2 separate regions of the Homo sapiens genome follow, and region 1 is linked to region 2. The links are chromatin loops, found by intact Hi-C in ENCODE. Cell type or tissue: PC-9. All regions are shown on one strand. Each heading gives the region's core, and the rest is flanking DNA. Links, peaks and the distances in the headings are about the cores only. Region 1 overlaps TIMM17A (translocase of inner mitochondrial membrane 17A). Region 2 overlaps NAV1 (neuron navigator 1).

Region 1 (9,890 bases), core at 1,273-9,272, 410 kb before region 2:
TGGCCAACATGGTGAAACCCCATCTTTACTAAAAATATAAAAATTAGCCCGGTGTGGTGGCGGTAATCCCAGCTACTCAGGAGGCTGAGGCAGGAGAATCACATGAACCCGGGAGGCGGAGGTTGCAGTGAGCTGAGATTGTGCCACTGCACTCCAGCCTGGGCAACAGAGTGAGACTTTGTCTGAAAAAAAAAAAAAGGAAAAGAAAGAGTAAGACAGGATATTATTACTTCAAATCGAGGAGGCAGAAACCTGGGATGGTAAGTAGTTCACAAATACCTAGGTATAATTCACAAATACCTAGGTATAGTTCACAAATACCTAGGTATAAATTGCTTGTTAATGTTCTAGCTCACATGTTGGAGTATTATCTGTCTAATAATACAGTCTCAAAACAAATAAAATAAAAATTGGCTGAGCGCAATGGCTGATGCCTATAATCCCAGCACTTTGAGAGGCCGAGGCAGGTGGATTGCTTAAACTCAGGATTTTGAGACCAGCCTGGCCAACGTGGTGAACCCCTGTCTCTAAGAAAAATACAAAAATTAGCTGGGCATGGTGGTGCATACATGTGGTCCCAGTTACTTGGGAGGCTGAGGTAGGAGGATCACTTGAGCCCAGGAGATCAAGGCTGCAGTGAGCCGAGATCATGCCACTGCACTCCAGCCTGGGCAACAGAGCAAGACCCTGTATCAAAAAATAAAAAAATTAACAGAACACAAGGGAAAATGGACAAATTCACCAACAGAGTAAGAAACGTTACATGCCTCTCCCAGTAATTAAAGTAATTAACAGATCAGGGAATACTTTTTTTTTTTTTTTTTTTTTTTAGAGATGGAATCTTGCTCTGTCACCCAAGATGGAGTGCAGTGGCACAATCTTGGCTCACTGCAACCTCTACCTCCCAGGTTCAAGCCATTCTCCTGCTTCAAGCCATTCTCCTGCCTCAGCCTCCCAAGTAGCTGGGATTACAGGTGCGTGCCACCACGCCCAGCTAATTTTTGTATTTTTAGTAGAGATGGGGTTTCGCCATGTTGGCCAGGCTGGTCTCGAACTCCTGACCTCAGGTGATCCACCTTCCTCTGCCTCCCAAAGTGCTGGGATTACAGGTGTGAATCACTGCACCTGGCCTTTTTTTTTTTTTTTTTTTTTGAGACAGGGTCTTGCTCTGTTGTCCAGGCTGGAGTGCAGGGGCATGATCTCGGCTCACTGCAATCTACACCTCCAGGGTTCAAGCAATTCCTGTGCCTCAGCCTTCAGAGTAGCTGGGACTACAGGCATGTGCCACCATGCCTGGCTAATTTTTGTATTTTTTAGTAAAGACGGGGTTTCACCATGTTGGCCAGGCTGGGTGCCTTTCTAACTCCTGGCCTCAAGTGATCCACCCATCTCAGCCTCCTAAAGTGCTAGGATTACAGGCGTGAGCCACTGCACCCAGCCTGTATTTCTATTTACTAGTAATGAACAATGAAATTTGAAATTTAAAAACCGATACCAGGCTGGGCACAGTGGTTCATGCCTATAATCCCAGCACTTTGGGAGGCCGAGGCGGGTGGATCACCTGAGGTCAGGAGTTTGAGACCAGCCTGGCCAACATGGTGAACCCCCATCTTTACTAAAAATACAAAAATTACCCAGGTGCAGTGGCAGGTGCCTGTAATCTCAGCTATTCATGAGGCTGAGGCAGGAGAATCGCTTGAACACAGGAGGTGGAGGTTGCAGTGAGCCAAGATCACACCACTGCACACCCCAGTCTGAGCGAAGAGCGAGACTAGGTCTAAAAAAATAAAAACAAAAAAACCCCCACAAAAACAACAACAACAACAAAAAACCACCAAAAAACCCAATACTATTTACAAAGCATTTCCTAAAATGAAATATTGAGGTTTAAATATAACAAATTATATGCAGGACTATATGCTAAAATTGCAAAACACAGATAAAACTCAATCCCAATAAAAACCCCAGCAGGATTTTTCGTAGATAACAACAATCTAATTATAAAATTTATAGGGACAGGCAAAGAAACTAGAATAGCCAAAATGATGTTGAAAAAATAAACAAAATTGGAAGACTCATACTCATTTCAAAACTTACTATAAAGCAATGGTGTGACCCTGATGAAAGGTAGACACATACATCAATGGGACAGAATAGAGATTCAAGAAACAGACTTTTGACAAATGTACAAAAAATAATTGCGGGTCACATGTCTTACAATGGACTTATATCACAATATATAAAGAACTCTCAGAACTAAACAGTAAGAAAAACAATTTAAAAATGTGGCTGGGTGTGGTGGCTCATGCCTGTAATCCCAGCACTTTTTTTTTTTTTTTTTGAGACGGGGTTTCACTCTATCACCCAGGCTGGAGTGCGGTGGTGCCATCTCGGCTCACTGCAACCTCCGCCTCCCGGGTTCAAGCAATTCTCCTGCCTCAGCCTCCCAAGTAGCTAGGATTACAGGTGCCCACCACCACGCCTGGCTAATTTTTTTTGTATTTTTAGTAGAGACAGTGTTTCACCATGTTGGCCAGGCTGGTTTCAAACTCCTGACCTCAAGTGATCCGCCCATCTCGACCTCCCAAAGTGCTAGGATTAAAGGCGTGAGCCACCATGCCCGGCCTGTGATCCCAGCATTTTGGGAGGCCGAGGCGGGCAGATGGCTTGAGTTTAGGAGTTCAAGACCAGCCTAGGCAACATGGTGAAAACCTGTCTCTACAAAAAAGTACAAAAATTAGCCAAGCTTGGTGGCATGTGTCTGTAGTCCCAGCTACTCAGGAGGCTGAGCGGGAAGGATTGCTTGAGCCCAGGAGGTGGAAGTTGCAGGCGGGAGCCAAGATTATACCACTGCACCAATGCTCCAGCATGGGTGATAGAGCCAGACCCTGTCTCAAAACAAAACAAAACAAAAACAAAAGCATGAAAGATTTGAACAGACACATCACTAAAAAAGACACACAGATGGCAAACAGATGAAAGGATGGACATCATTAGTCATTAGAGAAAGGAAAATTAAAACCACTAGCACCTATCGGAATTGCTAACATAAAAAAAAAAATGGCACTACCAAGTGCCAAGGATACACAGCAGCCAGAACCCTCATAGGTTGCTGGTGAGAGCGTAAAATGATACAATTTGGGAAACAATTTGGCATTTTCTTATAAAATTAAACATATACTTGCCTTACAACCTAGTGATCCTATTTATTTTATCCAAGATAAATGAAAACATGTTCACACAAAAACCAGTAAGTAAAGGTTTATAGCAACTTTATGAATAATCATGAAAAATTGGAAATAACTCCAATGTCCTTCAACTGGTGAAGAGATGAATAAACAAGAGTACATCTGCACAATGGAATAAAAAGGAATAAATGATTGATTCACATACCATCATGAATGAATTAAATGCACTTTGCTAAATGACAGAAACTAGATCCAAATACTACATGTCGTAAGATTCCATTTATCTACTGAAAAGATAAAACTACAGACAAAAAACACACCAGTAGTTGCCACGGGTTGGAAGGAGTAGGGAGAGGGGTTGGCTATAAAAAGGCAGCATGGGCCGGGAACAGTGGCTCACACCAGTAATACCAGCCCTTTGGGAGCCCAAGGTAGGAGGATTGCTTGAGCTCAGGAGTTCGAGACCAGTCTGGGCAATATAGTGAGACCTGGTCTCTACTAAAATTAAAAAAAAAAAATTAGCTGGGCATGGTGGCACATGCTTGTAGTCCCAGCTACTCAAAGGGCTGAGGCAGGAGGATTGCTCAAATCTGGGATGTCAAGGCTGCAGTGAGCCCTGATCACACCACTGCATGCCAGCTTGGGCAACAGAGCAAGACCCTGTCTCAGAAAGAAAAGAAAAGAAAAGAAAAAGGCAGCATGAAGACATTTTGGGAGTGATGTGATTGTAGTTTAAGATTATCTGTGTGAAACTGTGGTGGTGGGTAGCCATCTCTAAGCATTTATCAAAATTAACTGAACTGTACCCCATAGTGAATTTTACTGAATGTAATTTAAAAATCCACCAAGATGTGGAGAGAAAGATGGAATGAAGTCTGGGGAAATGAATACAATCACATTGCAAATGAATTGCATAACCACACTGAAGAGAGTGGGGGAGAAAGGAGTATAATTAAATAGCTTTGGAACATGTTTTGAATAGATACTGAAGACTGAAAACAACTGTGTACAAACACTGTTCTAGCTGGCAAATCCATTTCTCAGAGCTATGATTTACTAAGTCCAAAATATATGTAACCAGGATTGAACAAATGAGCAAATTATTATAATGAGAAGCCAGGTTTCTTGCTGTTACAACTAAGAGAGACAGCTAGAATGAATCCTGTGGTGCCAGATTGAAGTTGGAGGGACTTAGTTTTTGTTTTATAACACAAGGACAGATACAGAAATAAACAGAAGTTTATGTGCATGGATTATATACTACATATTTCCTAGCTTTATGCACTGAAAAGGACTAGAATATGTCAAACATAGGGAAAAGGAGGGAAAATATCCAATAATTATTTGTCTTATTAGCTAAAGATGTTAGCCATTGTCAATTTTCTTGTTTTGTTTCTGTTTTTGAGACAGAGTCTCTCGCTCTGTCACCCAAGCTGGAGTGCAGTGGCGCGATCTCAGCTCACTGCAAGCTCCGCCTCCCAGGTTCACGCCATTCTCCTGCCTCAGCCTCCCAAGTAGCTGGGACTACAGGCGCCCGCCACCACGCCCGGCTAATTTTTTGTATTTTTAGTAGAGATGGGGTTTCACTATGTTAGCCAGGATGATCTCAATCTCCTGACCTTGTGATCCACCCGCCTCGGCCTCCCAAAGTGCTGGGATTACAGGCATGAGCCACTGCACCCGGCCCTCAATTTTCTTGTTTTTGAGACAGGGTCTTGCTCTGTTGCCCAGGCCGGAGTGCAGTGGTGCGATCTCAGCTTACTGCTCCCTCCATTTCCCAGGATCAAGGAATCCTCCTGCCTCAGCCCCCTTGAGTAGCTGGGGCTACAAACATATGCCACCATGCCCAGCTAAATTTTTTGAATTTTAGTAGAGACAAGGTCTCATCCATGATCTAACAGACTGAATAGAATTTATTATTATTATTATTTGAGGCCAGATGCGGTGGTTCATGCCTGTAATCCCAGCACTTTGGGAGGCGGAGGCGGGCAGATCACCTGAGGTTGGGAGTTCGAGATCAGCCTGACCAACAAGGTGAAACCTCAAGTCTCGACCCCAAGTGATCCACCCGCCTCAGCCTCCCAAAGTGCTGGCATTACAGGCATGAGCCACTGGGCCCAGCCTGAATAGAATTTGGACAATTAATTTTAACTATAAGTAACATGCCACAGGGTGGAGCTATGACCATGCTTTCATAATTTGCAGACATTTCCTATGTGAAAAACAGATGCACTTTCAATAGCAGGTGCAGCTGTACCCATGTCTTCCAAACCCTGATTCAGAAATCCACTATTTCGGCCAGGCACAGTGGCTCACGCCTGTAATCCCAGCACTTTGGGAGGCCGAGGTGGGAGGATTGAGTCCAGGAGTTCAAGATCAGCCTTGACAATGTGGCAAAACTCTGTCTCTATTTAAAGAAAGTGCTGGCCAGGTGCAGTGGCTCATGCCTGTAATCCTAGCACTCCATCTCAAACAAACAAACAAACAAACAAACAAACAAAAGAGTCTTGTTCTGTTGCCCAGGCTGAAGTGCAGTGGCATAATCATAGGTCACTACAGGCTTGACCACCTAGACTCAAGGGATCCTCCCGCCTCAGCCTCCCAAGCAGCCGGTACTACAGGTGTGCACCCTATCTCTGGCTAAATTTACATTTTGTGGCTAGCGTCTCACTAGCCCAGGCTAGTCTCCAACTCCTGACCTCAAGCGACCTTCCTGCTTCAGCCTCCCAAAATGCTGGGATTATGGGTATGAGCCACCATCCCCAGCTGAACTGTTTAATAAATATTCTAAAACTAAATTTGGTATACTAGAGTAGAGCTCAAGATAAAAAGTAAAAAAACTAAATTGTTTTAATAACTGAAATAAATAACTGGAGAAACAAGCAGATTAGGAAGGAGGTTTTCCCTAGGTCTTTACTGGAATAGTGAAGTTAGTTTCTCACTTTTAAGGTTGAAATGCCCATCAGAAATACCCCATCTGTTTTGCTTTGTATCTGACATCTTGTGCCAAATTGGCATGCAATAGTGGATTACTTTTTTGTTTTGAGACAGTCTTGCACTGTTGCCCAGGCTGGAGTGTAGTGGTGTGATTTTGGCTCACTACAACCTCTTCCCTCCCAGGTTCAAGTGATTCTCCTGCCTCAGCCTCCCAAATAGCTGGGATTATAGGTGCCCGGCACCATTACCAGCTAATTTTTTGTATTTTTAGTACCCACCGGGTTTCACCATGTTGGCCAGGCTGGTCTCGAACTCCTGACCTCGTGATTCACCCTCCTCAGCCTCCCAAAGTGCTGGGATTACAGGCGTGTGCCACCGCGCCCAGCACTTTCTTTTATATTTTTGAGACGGAGTCTCGCTCTGTCGCCCAGGCTGGAGTAGTGGCAAGATCTCGGCTCACTGCAAGCTCCACCTCCCGGATTCACGCCATTCTCCTGCCTCAGCCTCCAAAGTAGCTGGGACCACAGGCGCCCACCACCACGCCCAGCTAATTTTTTGTATTTTTAGTAGAGACGGGATTTCACTGTGTTAGCCAGGATGGTCTCGAACTCCTGAGCTTGTGACCTGCCCGCTTTGGCCTCCCAAAGTGCTGGGATTACAGACGTGAGCCACTGCACCCGGCCAGACTCTTGTGTCTTTAAAAAAAAAAAAGTTAAACCTAGAACTACCATATGACTCGGTAATCTCACTCTTATGTATATATCCAAAAGAACCAAAAATAGGAGTTGAAACAGATAGTTGTACACCAATGTTCATAGCAGCATAATTCACAATAGCCAAAAGGTAGAAACAACCTAACTGATCATCAAATAAAATGTAGTATATGCACACTATGGAATATTATTCAGCCCTAAAAATAAATTTTGCTACATGCTACTACATGGACCTTAAAACACGCTAAGTGCATTAAGACGGACACACAAAAACAAATATTTTATGATTCCACTTATATAAGGTACCCAGAAAAGGCAAATTCACAGACAGAAAGCAGAATTGTGGTTACTAGTGGTTGTGGCGAGGAAAGAATGGGAAGTTATTATTTAACAGGTACAGAGTTTATGTTTGTGAAGGCTGGACATGGTGGCTCATGCCTGTAATCCCAGCATGGGGTGTGGGAGGCTGAGGCAGAAGGATGGCTCGAAGCCAGGAGTTCGAGGCTGCAGTAAGCTATGACTGTGCCACTGCATTCCAGCCTGGGTGACAGAGTAAGACACTGTCTCTAAAAACAAAACGGAGTTTATGTTGATGATAATGAGAACATTTTGGGTATACATAATGGTGGCTGTTATACAACATTATGACTGTATTTCAATGCCACTGAATTATACACTTACAAATGGTTAATAAGTATTATTTTATGTATATTTTACCACAGTCGAAAATTCCCAAATTATCCAAACACAATCAGTAATTAAATGCCTACCATATGTATGGCATTGGGCCAAAAGATAAACGTGTGTTTACAGTACCCACATGGCTTTGTTCTCCATTTCCCACAGATGTAGGCAAATGTGTAATTAACTAACATCATGCCTCCTATAGGGCCACATGTCACTTCCAATATCAGGAAAATGACCTGTTCTGAAGTGCTCATCCATTTTCCAGGCCCAACCAGACCCCAAAATACATCGTTTATGCAGAGGACTTGGAACACATTCAAAACAGTACATACTTTATTTTCAAGCATACAAGAAACACTAAACTCTTCCAGTGCCAGTACACTCTCCATGAATTCTTCATATAGAATTGGGTATATTGGAAGCAAGTTGTTTCTGGTGAAATTTCTGATGATCAGGAATCAAGACTCAGTAGCCCTAAAGGAAGAGAGTTTTGTATCCAATATCCTCAAAACCAAGACATAGTATATTTTACTTTCAAAGTAAACTATAAACATTTTACCATATCCTTCAATCCATAAAGCATCTCACTGTGAAATGATCCATGTTGACTCTGCATAATTCTCAGAAGTCACTTCAAGTGATGAGGGACTAACTATAAAACATGCATTATTTGAAGTACATGAGCATGAAACATCGAAGTCTACAACTTATCTTAAAAGAAAGAGTAAGTTCCACCAGCTTTTTATTGTTTGAATAACAGAACACACAAAACCAGGCAGAGAAGTCCGCAAGGAGATGATGATCATATTTCACTGTTTTTTGGCCTTTTGGTCCTTCATCTTTCAAGCACTTACTGTATTTTCCTTTAGCGATTTAAACATTTATTTTGATCACAAATGCAATTCAAGTGTGAATAAATAAACGTATTATCTTTTAGCACCCTTCCCCGCTTGTTCCTTTAAATAGAAAAAAGTGCTAAATGTCTCTTTATAGCCTATTGGCCATAGCTGTCCCACCTATGGTTTTAAAAACAGACTGTAACTTGATCTTCTGAAATCCTTCTCGAACCACAACTCGTTCTGTTAAAGAAATCCTAGGAAAGAAGTCCTACTGATATTGTCGATAGTCTCCAAAAGGTGAGGAAGGTAACTGAGTTGAAGGCAACTGGGAGGGGTCTTCTGCAAACTGAGGACCTGCAAGTGAGAAATAAAAAGGATTTAAAAATCACCTGAATATTATATTATTAAAAAGAACAAATCTCTATAGAGAGTAAATCAATCAACAACAAAAAAATGTGCTAAATTAAAGCTATAACCCTAAATTTCTTTATAGATCTGCCTAATTCCCATAAGAGTACTGGAGAACCTTCAAATTTGGTATAACATATGACAGACTGGCTTGCTATGCTCCAGAATGAACAGTTTTCAAACACTATGCTAGGAAAGTCAGACGGATTAATTATAGCAAGAAGCAAACTTCAAGTTTTTAAAGCAATTGCTGTAACAAGCTGCCATATATCAAGATTAGAAGAGTTTCTCCCACTTCTTGTCATATTTTTCAGTAGCTATTTAAAATTATTTTCACAAAGTATAAGTATCCTAGTCATGTTTTAAGAGAACTTGGTAATCCAATTTATATAACCAATTAAGTAGGGAATGAGCTCTGAAATGGGAAGACACCCCCTAGCTTACTGTAGAACAAAGTCTTGCAGTTTTCATTTTCAAAGGATAGGAGAGCCTGTGAACTAAGTAAAACAAAGTGGCTTAAAAAAAAAAAAAAGACTTTTAGGGGATGAATCAATCTTTTCTCCTTTAAGAAAAACTGAAGTAGACTAAAAAATATCTGGAAGGAAGAGAGAAAGAGGGCAGTGGCAGAATTCTCTGAAGTTTTCAAAGTGTTTCACTCATATATTTTTACTTCACTATAAATGCAACTATCTGTTAATTACAGAAAACTTGAGAAGATACTGGGTAAAAAAGATAAGCTGGGGCCGGGTGCGGTGGCTCTCGCCTGTAATCTCAGCACTTTGGGAGGTTGAGGCGGGCAGATCACCTGAGGTCAGGACAACATGGCGAAACCCCGTCTCTACTGAAAATATGAAAATTAGCTGGGCATGGTGGAGGGTGTCTGTAATCCCAACTACTCAGGAGCTGAGGCAGGAGAATCACTTGAACCTGGGAGGTGGAGGTTGCAGTGAGAAGAGATCGCGCCATTGCACTCCAGCCTGCGAGACAGAGCAAGTCTGTCTAAAAAAAAAAAAACAAACAAAAACAAAAAAACCCCAAAAAAAGATAAGCCGATGAAAACCACTGTTGCCATTTACATACAGTTCTGTCTAACCTTTTTTCACTGTTTTAAAAACTTT
Region 2 (9,890 bases), core at 1,025-9,024:
TGATGTGATTCTCCTGCCTTGGCCTCACAAAGTGTTGGGATTACAAGTGTGAGCCACCACTTCTGGCCAGGAATTTACGGTCCAAAGAGAATCGGATCCCAACCAGATCTGCCTGCCTGCAAAGCTTCTGCTTGTCAGGGCCACAGCATTCTGCCTTCGCAGGTCTTTCACATGTTACCTCATTCTACCCCTACAATAACACACTGAAATAGGGATCCATGCCCTCATTTTGCTGATGAGAAAACTGAGGCTCAGAGAAGTGGGGTGTTAGCCAAAGGGCCCCCAGGTGGTCATATCAGGCCCAGAACTCAAGCTCCTGGCATCCAATTCCAGATTCTGGGTTCTTCCTTACCTCTGATGTGGAGGGATCCTGCAGGCTTTCCTTGCTGTACCTGTGGCACTTGAAGCAGACATGTGGGGTACCCCACCAAGCAGTGTCTTGGGGATTGTGGTCTCGTATGCTTTTCTCTGGGCCCAGTTCCAACATCTCCCAGAAAGATACATCTCCCAGAAAGATACACCAGAAAAAAAATCGTGTTGGGTCAGTGGCACCTGTGGGACGAGTTAACGCCCCCTCTGCCATCCAGGCTGGGTCCCGGCGTCCGGACGCTCTTCGAGGGGCTGTTTCCTGAGGACAAATGTTTCCTGCTGCCGCGGATGCACAGGGGGAGCGTGACCAGGGGCAGCTAGCCCTGAGTCGCACCACCAGCTTGCTAAGCATGTCTGCACCCTCTGACGATCCGGTCACCTCTTCATTAGTCTGTAGCTTCCCCCACACATCCTCTCTTAGGACTTGACAAAAGGCCAGGATATTTCAATTGGGAGGCTCAGGCCACTCTAAATACTCATAACCACCCACTCTGGCAAAAACTATTTACTATGCGTGTTCCTGTGCATTACCTCACTGATTCACCCACCGTCCTAGGCTGTTATCATCCCTACTTTTCAGAAAAGGAAACTGATGCTCAGACAGATCCCGTGATCCAACAGCATCCAGGATCTGGACTGAGGTATTGGACTTCTGGTGACTCACTGGTTCCCTACTGACAGGCTCTGTAGGCAGGGCCTGCCCCACCCCTCCCTGCCTGCTCCCTTCCATCCACCAGGCCCAGGAGAGAGCACCAACCGCCTAGAAGTACCCTGCAAGCTAAAACAGAAAGAGATGCCACATTCTGCTCTCATACAGTCCTAGAATGACCTGCTTAATATTATATCTTAAGCTCCACTCAGAAGGAAGCTTGGAGCTTTCAGAAAGCAGTTTCAAAAGTGATCAGTCCTGCCGGGATCCTTTCAGACCATACAGTGTCCAAGGCAAAGGACCACTGCCCACCTGGGCCTGGCCCACTAACCCTGTCCTGCCCAGGGCTCAGGAGGCCCAGCTGCTGAGGGGTTGCTGTGATGGAGGAGTGAGTCATGGGGCCTGGAATCTGAAGCCTTCCAGACCTTCGCCCATCCCAGCCAACTTCACATCTGCCATCCAGATGTCTCCACTTCGGAAATGCTTTCTACCAACTAGGACCCAAGGTCGGGGGGCATACTTGACCTTAGAAAAATACCTTCAGGTTGGGTTTGGTGGCTCATGCCTGTAATTCCAGCACTTTTGGGGCTGAAAGGCCAGAGGATCACTTGAGCCCAGGAGTTCGAGACCAGCCTAGGCAACATAGTGAGACTTCCCAACCCAGCTGTCTCTACAAAAAAAAAAAAAAAAATTAGCCAGGCAAGGTGGTGTGTGCCTGTAGTCTCAGCTACTTAGGAGGCTAAGGTGGGAGAACCGCCTGAGCCCAGGAGTTCAAGGCTGCAGTGAGCTATGATGGTGCCGCTGCACTCCAGCCTGGGTGACAGAGCAAGACCTTGTCTCTAAAAAAACCGAAAAATAAATAGGAATAAATAAATAAAAAATACCTTCAGAACCTCCTTGGTCTCCTTGGTTGATTCTCAAACCTAAACCTAACTGGGTGCCTTTGTTCCAACCATTGATAGTCTCATGCTGTGACCAAGCTTACTGCCTAAGGGCCCTGAACATGGGGGATCTGATGGAGGAACAGAGCCCCAGCCTGCAGGGAGTTCCCAGGCTGATGGGCAAGGCACAGTTCCTAATCTCATGGAGGCCCCAGGCTGAGTAGGGAACACAGCCAAACACAGCCTTGTCCTTAACCAGATCCTACACTAATGGAAGAGACAGAACCCTGCCCCCAGGAAGCCTACTGCCTAATAGGGAAAAACTTCTGTATCTGTGGGGAGCTTCCAATGTCCAGAAAAAAAGGACTCAGAAGAAAAATCTAGAAACATGGATAATGGAAGTGAAGGAAACTAACTTTTATTGAATGTCTAGCATATGCCAGCTACTATACAGATTTAATCTTCTTTAATTCTCACAATTACCTCATTTACAGTCAAGGAAACTAAAGCACCCTGGTTAGTTACCCAGCTAGTAAGTAAGTAAGTAACAGAATCAGGATTTGAACTCAGATCTGTGCAGCTCCCACATCCTGTTTTTGCGTAACACCATGTGTGATGGGGCAGATTCGTTTACCTTCTTTTCCCACATCACCCTTTAGGCTGGGAGCTAGTTCTTGTTTCCTGTTGCAAATCACCATTCTCACAACACTAAAAATTACTACACTTAGGACTACTTCATTGACTGACAATATCCCACTGTCCCAGCAGCAAGAGGGACTGCCGACTCTGTCCCTTTAAAATGAAGAGAAGGACTCACAAAGGAGCTCCCATCCTCCACTAGCAAGGGGTCCCACCCACCACAGAGGCAAGCTGTGGTCAAGGCAGGGGCTTCTTGGGGTCTCATGGAGAAAAGGTTCAGAAATCAAAGCCCCACCCCAGGTTGGTCCCAAGCCAGTCACTGGATGAACACACTCCCTGGTACCTGTGGAAAGAGTAGCGACTGCTGCACGCCACTGGAAAGCCTGTGGTGGTGGCAAATGCAACGGAAATGCTGACTATGTTCCCTGAGCCCACTGTCTGCTTTGTGGCACCCAGGGCTGGCCTGGAATAGCAGCCTGGCCTTCCCGTCATTGTGCTGGAGCTCTGGGAGGTCTCGGCTCATGGCAAGGATCCACAGATCCCAAAGCCTTCTGTGGCTCCTCAGTCCCAGGGAAGGGGCTCTGCAGAGACAGGAGATAAAAATGCTGCCACGCAGCAACAGAGATGCACATCTGTACAAACATCAGTGTCTTTCCACGGGAACAGTGACTTGGGCATTGAAGGACTGGGAGACAGGATTTCATTAAATATCCTGTTTCTCAGGGCCTGCTGTGGGGCAAGAGCTCTGGCAAGGAACCTAGGGTCCATTGCCAATTCCAGCTCCTCCTCTGCTTCTCTCTGGCACCCCAAACACCCCGGATGCAGGGTCACTGGGCTCTTGCCTGTTGGTCACCACACCAGGATGGCCAAGGCTAGACCACTAGTAGTTTGGGATCTTCAATGGGGCAAGTTGTTCTGGCCTGGCAGGAGGGATATGCTGATGGTGGAGGGGAAGCTGGCGCTGGCTAAGGGGTCCATAACCCAAAGGGAAGAAGATTCCATAAGAAGCAGCAGCCAGGCTGAAAAATTATTGACCTTTTGCTCTTGCCATCAAATAGCATTCTAGCCTGTCCCATACTCTATCACCCAAGATCCTTAATGGGTTTTACATCCTGAAAAAAATGAAAGTTACATGAGAGAAAGCAAGAATCTTGGTTTTTGTTGAGGAGGGGTGTGGTTTATAGAAGATGGAACCTAAATCAAGAATAGGAGAGTTTTTTGATACCACCCAGCAAGGCAGAGGCAAACACAACACAGAGAGACAGATACGGTTCTGCTCTTCCCATCCTCTGAACTTCCTCGGCCGCCCTACCCTGCCTGGCTTCCCGCACAGTGCAGGACTGCCCCAGCCTGAGCCTCTCACCCCAACTTTCTTCCAGTCTGAGAAGGAGGGGACACGTGCCTGTGGGACCTGCTTCCTTAGCCCACAAGATGCAGAGCTGCGAGCTGCCTGCATAGGAGAGGAGGGCGTGGGGATCGGGCTGGGTTCTGCTGGGCAACTGCACCCTCTGGTGGCGGCAACAGGAAGATGCAAGGCCATGCAGACAAAGGCCGAACCAGATTCTTCCTCCTTCCCAGAATCCCTCTACACCGCCTTTATTAAGCACCTATTGGCGGATGGCACGGGGTTCTGTCCAAAGAGAAGTGGATGGACACTGCACTGTTCTTAAGGGCTGCTAAATGAAACCTGCACAGGAGAAAGGAGGCTAATCCTTCCACAGCTCTGGGCTAACAGGCCTTCCCTTTCCTCACACTCCAGCTTCAGCGATCAGTGCTTCAATGGACAATTTTGCTGCCCTCTGCCCACATGCATGGCACCTCGACCATCATCTCGGACAAAGCTTCTCACCTCCATCAAAACCCTGCTCCCAGTCGTAACTCTAAGGACCCTCAGCCTCCCCCAACCTACAAGAGACTTAAAAGCAGCAACTGTTGGAAGAGCACTGTTCCTGGTGGTTTATGTGCGAGTCTCCAGTGTCAGATCCTCCAAGGGTGTGCTTCTGGTCTCTCCAAATGGATGGGGAGCTTCTCAAGGGCAGGAAACATTTATTGAGCATCTATTTCATAGCCAGGCCCTTTATAACCACAATTCATGGTAGCCTCTCGGCAGGCCCGTAAGGACCATAAATAACCCCCAATTTACAGAGGGGAAACGGGCTCCAGAAGGCCAAGAGCTATCAACAACCCCTTTCCATATGCCTGGCGCTATGCTAAAGGTGTTATACGCGTTATCTCCTTCAATCCTTGTGAACAAGGTTATCCAATGAGCTAGGTTAAAATTATTCCCATTTTACAGATGAAGGTGTTGGGGCTCAGAAAACGATACCCCATAATATGGCCTTTTGACATGCTGAACTAAAGAAGCAGACTCAAGGTACCTCTGACTTCCCCCACCCCAACTCCTGCCTCTCAATCATCCATCTTTCTCAAAGCACAGGATGAGACTATTCTCTGGAATTCTCTTATCTCCCTAGAAGCCAGACCCCAAAGAGGAACACAATTGCTTTTGATTCCTTCCCTGAAGTTTTATTAACCATAGAAGATTAAAATTCATATCACAGAGGAAGAGACTGAAAATTAAACACCACACCTGTGCCGGGCGCGGTGGCTCACGCCTGTAATCCCAGCACTTTGGGAGGCCGAGGCGGGTGGATCACGAGGTCAGGAGTTCAAGACCAGCCTGACCAACGTGGTGAGACCCCGTCTCTACCAAAAATACAAAAATTAGCCAGCGTGGTGGTGTGCGCCTGTAATCCCAGCTACTCAGGAGGCTGAGACAGGAGAATCGCTTGAACCCGCGAGGCAGATGTTGCAGTGAGCCGAGATTGTGCCACTGCACTCCAGCCTGGGCGACAGAGCAAGATTCCATCTCAAAACAAACAAACAAAAAACACCACACCTAGATCCCAGACAAATTTTGTCCCAAACCAGTGTTCGTTCTTTGGTTCCATTCAATTCCCAAAGAGAATGATTTACTAACCATTATCTGAGCACTGGGCTCATTCATTTCCCCGAAAAATCACTGCCTACTCTTCAAAATGGCCATATGGCCCGCATTTCCCCTTCCCCTATGTAGAAGGGTATATAAGCCTCTGGACCTCACTGGGTTATGGAGTGACCATTCTCCTGTGATTCCCATGAGCTTATGCACGTTAAATAAGTTTATCTGCCTTTTATCTACATATCGTCAGTTTATTTTCAGTGAAGTTTCAGAGGGTGGTGGGAAAGCTTTCCCTTGGCTCCTACAAAGCACGAAAACATTGAGGGGATAAATAATATGCACGAAGTCGCACAGCTAGGAAGAGGCAGCAGGATAGAAACCCAGTTCTGTTTCACCCTTATTCTTATCCCTGGTTTCTGTTTTTGTTTTTTGGAGTCCAGGCCTCCTCCTTTCTGCCCCTCCAAGCCCCTTGCGCAGGGTTCCATGCACAGCTCAGTCACCGCCCAGCACATAGATGGCTTCCTTTCCGCAGCCCCTGAGGAGTCCTTTCGTCCTTCTACAGCCAACTCCAGAAACTACATAGAGTGCTTTCTTCCTGTCTCTCTTCATCCCTTCCACTCCTATTGGAACAAAACCACGTTTGACATTTCTCAGCATTATTACATTAAACAGGCTGGATCTCAGCCAGCTATTTCTGGGCTTTAATTACTTGTTCTATCTAGCCTAAGTGGTGTGGGCAAGCCGGTCCTCAGTTAACCCACCTGAAAACTGGGAAGATCAGGAACTATCTCCTAGAATTTGATTACCAGCCAAGGACGGTGCTAATTTGGAGGTGGTAGTTAAGTGTTTTGGGGAGGCTGGGTGGTTTCTGACTTTAATTCTCTCTAAGACTAGCCCAGGGGAACCTCTGGGGCCACAGTGCAGCTTTGTAAGTGATCTCCCCATGGGGAGTAAATGTCCTGGAATCAAGCCCTAAGGCAGGCCCCTAATTCCTTGCATGTGTGATTGGGCACACAAGCCTCAGGACACGTCTGAAGGCTGTCCTGTGGGCTGTGCTGAAGGACATTGGACAAGCACATCCCCCAACCCTTTGTCTTTCTTCCAGAATCTCTTGCATTGTTTCACAAAAGGAGCAGCACAGAAGTTGAAATTCACCCAGGCACCTCAGAGGGCATTGGGCTCCTGCCTCAGGTACTAATTGCAATCCAATCTGGCTGAATGATTGGGGCTGAAATGTGGCATTTCACCATCACAGTTGGTGCCGTGGGAATGCATAGAAATCTTCAACTTGACACCAAACTGGACTTCCCTAGGGCTTCCTAAGAGAAACAGTAGATCATTTTCATCTCAGCCCCCTCCAAGCCTTAAGTGGGGGCCCTGTGGTCTGGCAGGATCATGGAGTCAGGGTTCCCGGGACCCTGGCTGACTCATCTTCCTCCTTTGCACCAGAGACGAGTCTACTGGTCTGAGCTTTTGCCTGAGATATTTGCCCGTAGAATTAAGCCCCTGTTTTTACAGGGGGAACACTAATGATTTTCTAGGGCTCTCCATTGAGAGGTCACTTGAGACCCGTTTTCCACACAGGCATTTGGAGGATGGTGCTCTTTGCTGGTGAGGAGAGGGGCATTTCTCCAGAGAGGGCCCCAAGGACTGGTGGCAAGCCTCTATGGAGGGGGCAGGGCTGGTCCTTAGACCTCTGCTGCTGGCCCAGGTTGGACTAAGGTTGGGGCTAGGACAGCAGAGGGGAAGAGTCCAAGTATTTTTCTCCCCTTGCCTGGAAGGCCCCCCAGTTCCCTCCCCTCCAACCCAGTCTTTGCCTGACTTAATTCCTGCAAGCCCAGGAGGAGGAATTCACCTCCCAAGAGGCCCTTCCTGCCCCTCCAGGGGTTACAGTCCCTCCACTGTCCCCCCACTGTCCTGAGCTATTACAACTGGGGTGTAATCACTGGTTTGCTTACCAGACCTTTTTTTTTTTTTCTTTTTTGAGACAGGGTCTTCCTCTGTCCCCCAGGCTGGAGTGCAGTGGTGCGATCTCAGCTCATTGCAACCTCTGCCTCCCAGGTTCAAGAAAGTCTCCTGCCTCAGCCTCCCGAGTAGCTGGGACTACAGACACCCACCACCATGCCCGACTAATTTTTTTATTTTTATTTTTTGTAGAGATGGGGACTCTGTATGTTGTCCAGGGTGGTCTCAAACTCCTGGGCTCAAACAATCTACCCACCTTGGCCTTCTAAAGTGACAGGCATGAGCCACTGCTCCAGGTCTCAGACTATTTTTTATAAAAGAGCGTTATACTGTTTGTCCTTAGCACCTAGGACAGTCCTAAGCTGTGGCTAATATCTAGTGAATGAATGAATGGATCAGTGAATTAATGAATGTGGCATTTTCAATCCCCACTTTCGGACCTGAAATCCTAAGTCTCCCAACTCAAATACCTCTTGGGCCTTTTCCACAGACTGTTCTCTTGGGGTTCCAGATAGGCCGACCTCAAGTAGTACCCCAGAAGCTGTTATTAAATCTGCCCCGCCCCCCGCCCCCCATCTCCCTTCACAGCACCTTTGCTCCAGCACCCGGGAACCCATCTGGCTCCCGAATCCCCACTGCCCCTCCCTTTTCTGGCCTCTCTTTCGGAAACACCTTTTTCCTGCCTCCATTAGGCCGCTGTGTTTCCTGCACAGGAAGAGGGCCTTTTGATTCCAGGGTGCTATTTATAGCAGCCCTCCCTCCTTCTGAGCCTCACTAAGGTAGGGGTGATGGCGCAGGGGATGGGGATAGAAGATGCTTGGGACTTTCCAGGGTCCCGGCCACCAGGAGAAGAGGGCTGAGTTCCCAAATGAGGGATGGAACCTAGAGGAAGCTTCTGATCCCCAGACTGGCTTACCCTCCTGACTTCCCCATATCTGTTAGTAGCTCCACAGCTCTCCCAGGCCCCCAGACTCAAAACCTCAGAGCTTCAGAGTCAAGGAGTTGTGGGATTTACATCTAGGGAAGACATTACAGATCATTTTGTAGATGAGGAAACTGAGATCCAGAGAGGAGAAGAGATTTGAACGAGGTCACATAGAATGTTAAAAGTAGGTCTCTGGCCAAAATCTCCCCTGATTCTTGCCTTACCTGCAACAATGACAAAGGATTGCCTCATTCAATCTTGTGGCAGGTGGCATGTTATGGGTTGAATTGTGTCACCAAAAAAGATAATTGAAGTACTAATTCCCAGTGTCTCCGAATGTGACCTTATTTGGAAATAGGGTCATTGAAGAAGTAATTAGTGAAGATGAGGTCATACTGGAGTAGAGTGAGCTCCTAATCTGGTATGACTGCTGTATTTATAAGGAGAGGGAAATTTGGACATAGACATACACAGAGGGAAGAGGATGTGAAGGCCACAGGGAGGAGATGGCCATGCAGCGGTGAAGGCAGAAATCGGAGTGATGTGTCTCTACACCAAGGGATGACAAGGATTGTCGGAAAGCACCGGACACTAGAAGAGGCAAGGAAAAATTCTCCACTAATTTCAGAGGGAGTATGACCCTGCCAACACCTCGATTTCAGACTTCTACCCTCCAGAACTGACACTATAGATTTCTGTTTCATTAAGCCACCCACTTAGTGGTACTTTGTTATGGCAGCCCTAGCAAACTGATCATTTGATGGATAAGGACTCTAAGACTGAGACAGGTTAAATGAGTTACCCAGGTTATATGCCAAAAGGTGCAGGAGGGACTCAACTTTCAGTCCAGTGCTCTTCCAAAAAGACTGCACGACTTTTGGATTCTGCTCTCTGTTGTGTCCCTCCCATGTTCCACAGTCATCCAGTCCTGTTCGGTTTTCCTTTGTAAAAAGTCTCTCCCACGGCTCTTCCTTTCCTTCCCCAGCAGGGCCGCCCTAGCCCAGACTTTGCATGTCAGGAACGTGACAGTACATCTGCTGGCCCAACTCTCCCTCTTCCAAGCCATTAGTTGGTCCCACACCTCTTTATGGAATGCCCACTGCTTGCTAGGTTCTGTGCTATGTGCTGGCTTCCCATCGGTGAACAGAACAGACGTGGTCCCTGCCATTAGGGCCGTCCTGCTGGTAAAACAGCTTCATCATGTCACTTCTTGGCTCCGGGTCACCAGTGTCTCCCCACCACAGGCTCCAGTCTTGCACGTGGACCTGTGTTTCCCACATGCAGGGCCAGACACCCCTGTCTGTCAACACGTGTCAGCTCAATTCAGATTAAAGAATAACATTCTGTCTTATGGGGAAACCAGGGGCCCCTCTACAAATGATCTGAACTTCCCAGCTCCAGGAGATAAAGGCAGCTCCAGTCCATGGAGGGAAGAAAAGGCATTATGGTCTTTTACAGCAAGACACAGAAATGGGGAAGTTGTCTGGGAACAAAGAAGGTGACACTGAACACTTTAAACAT

What was found. A loop is a pair of places that touch in the nucleus more often than their neighbours do. Peaks named below come from ENCODE experiments on the same cell type or tissue, not always from the same donor. Only the 100,000 strongest peaks of a DNase experiment are listed, where the experiment ranks them.
Region 1: a loop joins it to region 2, with 4 times the contacts of the local background. A loop is called at or near these places in 4 of 110 quality-filtered maps.

The regions. Positions count from the first base shown.
Region 1 is chr1:201,968,297-201,978,186 of GRCh38, reverse strand. It overlaps TIMM17A (translocase of inner mitochondrial membrane 17A), which reads right to left. Exons shown (of 6, transcript NM_006335.3): 6 at 7,523-8,718. The coding sequence ends at 8,633. Among named protein-coding and RNA genes, the nearest start is that of SNORA70H, 5.2 kb to the left of the region's middle. RefSeq lists a silencer at 7,217-7,394. In PC-9, for the core only: CTCF peaks have their summits at 5,181 and 5,380 (motif pointing right); a DNase peak (open chromatin) is centred at 5,386.
Region 2 is chr1:201,553,991-201,563,880 of GRCh38, reverse strand. All of the region lies in intron 1 of NAV1 (neuron navigator 1), which reads right to left. Among named protein-coding and RNA genes, the nearest start is that of NAV1, 20 kb to the right of the region's middle. In PC-9, for the core only: CTCF peaks have their summits at 3,850 and 4,051 (motif pointing left); a DNase peak (open chromatin) is centred at 4,010.